2 separate regions of the Homo sapiens genome follow, and region 2 is linked to region 1. A link is a loop called in an ENCODE intact Hi-C map of the cell type or tissue named here. Cell type or tissue: lower leg skin. All regions are shown on one strand.

What was found. A loop is a pair of places that touch in the nucleus more often than their neighbours do. Peaks named below come from ENCODE experiments on the same cell type or tissue, not always from the same donor. Only the 100,000 strongest peaks of a DNase experiment are listed, where the experiment ranks them.
Region 2: it touches region 1 in a loop (2.9-fold over the local background); 2 of 110 quality-filtered maps call a loop at or near these places.

The regions. Positions count from the first base shown.
Region 1 is chr14:102,913,948-102,916,447 of GRCh38, forward strand. No RefSeq gene overlaps it. Among named protein-coding and RNA genes, the nearest start is that of AMN, 7.5 kb to the right of the region's middle. RefSeq lists enhancers at 1-324, 668-1,168 and a silencer at 776-825. In lower leg skin, no CTCF peak of the experiment used is centred here; a DNase peak (open chromatin) is centred at 1,219.
Region 2 is chr14:102,613,553-102,616,052 of GRCh38, forward strand. All of the region lies in intron 2 of RCOR1 (REST corepressor 1), which reads left to right. Among named protein-coding and RNA genes, the nearest start is that of RCOR1, 22 kb to the left of the region's middle. In lower leg skin, no CTCF peak of the experiment used is centred here; no DNase peak of the experiment used is centred here.

The DNA.
Region 1 (2,500 bases):
GACTGAAAGCGCAACCGTACTTGGTGAGAGGCCGGTAATCTCGAGTTCTGGTAAGGAAAGCAAGGCCTGGGGCGGAGGCTGGGGCTCGGCTGCTGGGCTGGATCAGGCGGCACACCCGGCTCACACTGCCCTGCAGTCCTGTGGGAGACAGCGGCACTCGGACCCGCTCACAAGCCCTGCAGGACACCAGTGGAACCACATGGGTGGAAGCCTAGAAATCAGATTCTGAATTGAAGTCCAGGGGGTTTTCTGTTTTCTGAAAATGAGTAGTTGCATAATCTAACCCTAAAATCAACCATTTCTTGTTAAAAGACCAGAAGAACCAAAGTGCTGTGCAGGGGAGGTGTCCGCGCCGCCTATGCTTTTTGTCTTAGTTTTTTAATTTTCAAGGTCATCCTTAAAGCCTCTGCCTTGACCCTGCAGCCACAGGTGACTTGGAGGCTGGAGGCCAGGCCTGGGGTCTGTGTCCTTCAAATAAATGCCTCAGTGCCGCTTGGGGGACTCGGTCCTGTGCCGGAGTTACTCGATTAGAAGTTAAAGGTGGAGGGGAAAGACACCTGTGGGGCCATCCCAACCCACTTCCTCCACTCAGACCACAGCTTTGAATGGGCTCAGTCCCCAGGGACCCCCAGGCCCCAGGGTCAGCCTCGCAGGGCAGAGCTCAGAACCCCCTGCCCAGACCCCAGGGAGCCAAAGGGGCCCAGATCTGGGCACAGGGCAGGAAGAGGGCTGGCACCTGCTGGGAGGGGTCTAGGAGCCAGGGGCACAGCTCACATGAGTGCATACCCAGCACCTCTGCTTCATGTCAAAGGGAGATGATGCTGGCGTCCACCCGAGAGGCCACATGGAAAGCACTCGACATGGACAGGACATCGCCCACAGGAAAAACCCCTGCAAGGGACCTTGGACCTTGGGGAAGGCGGCTGTGCCCTCCCGGGCTGGGCCTTGCACCCTGGCCTGCAGCCATTCGGCTCGGAGGACTCCCGGCACCCACAGGCACTTGGCTCCCGCCACTTCCCTGGCCCCTGTGGCACTTGGGGCTCCACAGCTCTCCGACTCCCTGCTGAGGGTTGAGCCGTTTGCAAGCATGTGTCCCCATGTGTGCTTGAGGGCCGGGGGCACCTGTGCATATGGTCAAGGGCCTTCTGTGCACACATGGCACCTGCAGTGTGGTCCCAGCCGTTCCTCAGCACCCGTGGGCCCAGCTCCATCTCGGGCGGCCTGCTTGGCGCAGCTCTCGCTGGTCACCTCGTGCCGGGTGACTGCTCTCCATCAGCTGTGCCCGGGCTCCACATACATAGCCCGGGTCACATCCACTCACGTCCTGGTCCAGCCAGCCTTGCGGGGACTCTGCCCAAGGAGGGACAGTAAGGGTTTTTGAGTACCAAGTCAGTGACCCTGACTGCCAGCAGCGGCTCCTCTTGACCCGGAGGCCGGTGAACACCTGACAACATTTCCCTCCATACAGCGCAGGGGCAGGGGCAGATTAACCCTCCGTGCGGAAGGAGGAGTGGAGGTGGAGGCGGGACAGTGGCTGGCCCCTGGTCCAAGTCTTGCAGAGCCCTCCCCATCTGGGGTGGGGTTGAAGCAAGTCACTCAGGGGCAGCTTCCTAGCTGGTGCTCCCGAGACCCTCAGCTCCCCAACACCCTGATGTCCTCCTCCTTCCTCCCATTGTCCATGGATGGAGAAGGGACCAACGGTTCCTCCGGGGCTGAGCTCTCGTCTCCTGGTGCTCCTGCTTCCCTACCCCCCAACCCCCAGGCCAGGGCTGCAGCCTGAAGGGGCACTGGGTCCCTGCGCCCTGTGAGATGGGCGCTGCCACCCTTGCTCTGCAGGTGACGAATGGAGGCGAAGTGAATTGCAGTGTCATATGGCATTTGAGTCCTAGACAGCGCCCAGGACTGGTCCGACCACCGCTAGATGCCACCAGGGGGGCTCTGCCTGTCCCCCACCCCAGCAGACAGCAGGCCCAGCCCCATCCAAGCTAGGTGGAGACCCCTGGTCCATACCCTCCTGGGCTTCCCTCTGAGTTGTATCCAACCCACCCAGCAACAGCTGCTCTCAGCAAGCCTCCTGGCCTCACCTGCACTCTCTTCCCTCCTCTCCTGCCTCTTGCCTTCCTTTTTTTGTGAGACAGATCTTGCTCTCTCGCCCAGGCTGGAGTGCTGTGGCGCAAGCTCAGCTCCCTGCAACCTCTGCCTCCTGGGTTCCAACAAATCTCCTGCCTCAGCCTCCCAAGTAGCTGGGATTACAGGCACCCATCACCACGCCCAGCTAATTTTTATATTTTTAGTAGAGATGGGGTTTCACCATGTTGGCCACGCTGATCTCGAACTCCTGACCTCAGGTGATCTGCCTGCCTTGGCCTCCCAAAGTGCTGGGATTACAGGTGTGAGCCACTGTGCCCAGCCACCTTCCTTTAAAAACAAAAACAAAAAACCCCAAAAACCTGAGGTCTTGCTCTGAGGCCCAGGCTGGGGTAATCGCAGTTCACTGCAG
Region 2 (2,500 bases), 300 kb before region 1:
CTCCCGAGTAGCTGGGACTACAGGCGCCCGCCACTGCGCCCGGCTAATTTTTTGTATTTTTAGTAGAGACGGGGTTTCACCATGGTCTCGATCTCCTGACCTCGTGATCCGCCCGCCTCGGCCTCCCAAAGTGCTGGGATTACAGGCATGAGCCACCGCGCCCCGCCATCCTTTTTTTTTTTTTTAAAGAGGTGGAGTATAACTATGTTGCCCAGGCTGATCTTGAACTCCTGGCCTCAAGCAGTCCTCTACCTTGGCCTCACAAAGTGCTGGGATTACAGGAGTGAACCACCGCGCCTGGCTGAGATAGGTTGTTTTTTGAATTAACTATTCTTTTTTTTTTTTTTTTTTTTTTTTGAGACAGAGTTTCGCTGTTGTTGCCCAGGCTGGAGTGCAGTGGTGCAATGATCTAGGCTCACTGCAACCTCTGCCTCCCAGGTTTAAGGGATTCGCCTGCCTCAGCTTCCCAAGCAGCTGGGATTACAGGCATGTGCCACTACACCCGGCTGATTTTGTATTTTTGGTAGAGACGGGGTTTCTCCATGTTGGTCAGGCTGGTCTTGAGTTCCCAACCTCAGGTGATCTACCCTCCTTGGCCTCCCAACGTGCTGGGATTATAGGCGTGAGCCACTGCACCCAGCCATGTTTTTAAGATTTTTAAACATCTGGCTCTTTTTTTTTTTTTTTTTTGAGACGGAGTCTCGCTTTGTCACCTAGGCTGGAGTCCAGTGGCGCCATCTCGGCTCACTGCAAGCTCCGCTTCCTGGATTCACTCCATTCTCCTGCCTCAGCCCCCCGAGTAGCTGGGACTACAGGCACCCGCCACCATGCCCGGCTAATTTTTTGCATTTTTAGTAGAGACGGGGTTTCACCACGTTAGCCAGCATGGTCTCGATCTCTTGACCTCGTGATCCGCCCGCCTCGGCCTCCCAAAGTGCTGGGATTACAAGCATGAGCCACTGCACCCAGCCCTTCTGGCTCTTTTTAAATGTCAGATATTGATAACTCCCAGACTGAATTAAGATTTTATATGTCAGATGATTAACTATCATTTTGAGTTGTTGCTTAGTTCTCTGCTTGCTTGGCAACAGGTCAGTTTCCATGGTATTGCCATTTTTGTACCGCATTCTTAGTGGAGCTGAGAGGTTGGGGGTGAGGCTACAGGGCCGAACTCTATAAACTAGAATAGCTAAACTTTTATCCAGTTTGGTGTATAAAATTTTTTGATATACAGCTCAGGAAAAGCATATAAAAAACAAAAATAAAAATAATTTCTGAATAATTTTTTTTTTTTTTTGAGACGGAGTCTCGCTCTGTCGCCCAGGCTGGAGTGCAGTGGCGTGATCTCGGCTCACTGCAAGCTCCACCTCCCGGGTTCATACCATTCTCCTGCCTCAGCCTCCCGAGTAGCTGGGAGTACAGGCACGTGCCACCATGCCCAGCTAATTTTTTGTATTTTTAGTAGAGACGGGGTTTCACCATGTTGGCCAGGATGGTCTCGATCTCTTGACCTCGTGATGTGCCCGCCTTGGCCTCCCAAAGTGCTGGGATTACAGGCGTGAGCCATAGTGCCCGGCCCCCCCGCCCCCACCTTTTTTTGAGACAGAGTCTTATTCTCACCCAGCCTGGAGTGCAGTGTTAACGATCTTGGCTCACTGCAACCTCTTCCTCCTGGGCTCAAGTGATTCTTCTGCTTCAGCCTCCCAAGTAGCTGGAACTACAGGTGTATGTCGTCATGCCTGGCTAAATTTTTTTTTTTAATATTTTTTAGTAGAGACGGGGTTTCACCATGTTGTCCCAGCTGGTCTCGAACCCCTGGGCTCAAGCAATCCACCCATCGTGGCCTCCTGCAGTGCTGGGGTTATAGGCATGAGCCACCTTGGCCTGCATAATTCTTTTTTTTTTTTTTTTTTGAGATGGAGTTTCGCTCTTGTCGCTCAGGCTGGAGTGCAATGGTGCGATCTCGGCTCACCGCAACCTCCACCTCCTGGATTCAAGCAATTCTCCTGCCTCAGCCTCCCAAGTAGCTGGGATTACAGGTGTGCACCACCATGCCTAGCTAATTTTGTATTTTTAGTAGAGACAGGGTTTCTCCATGTTGGTCAGGCTGGTCTCCAACTCCCGACCTCAGATTATCTGCCCAACCTTGGCCTCCCAAAGTGCTGGTATTACAGGTGTGAGCCACCACGCCTGGCCATTAATTCTTTTTTAAGAAAGAGTTTCATTGCTATTAAACAAGTTTGAAAATCACAGTTTCTGCTTGAGTAGAAAATACAAACTTGGGTTTCTACCACTACACTTTCACAACATGCTTTTGACTCCAGATTTGAGGGGGGATTTCTCCCCAACAGGAGGTAGGCCATCAGTTCTGCAGTGGGCAGCAGCTGGGCATCCTCTAATTGAATTCAGTTCTGACACTGTCTACACTACCCGCTTAGAGATGGATGGTGACACATCACACAGGTTGAGGACTCAGTCCTATCTTTGATAGTGAACGTAA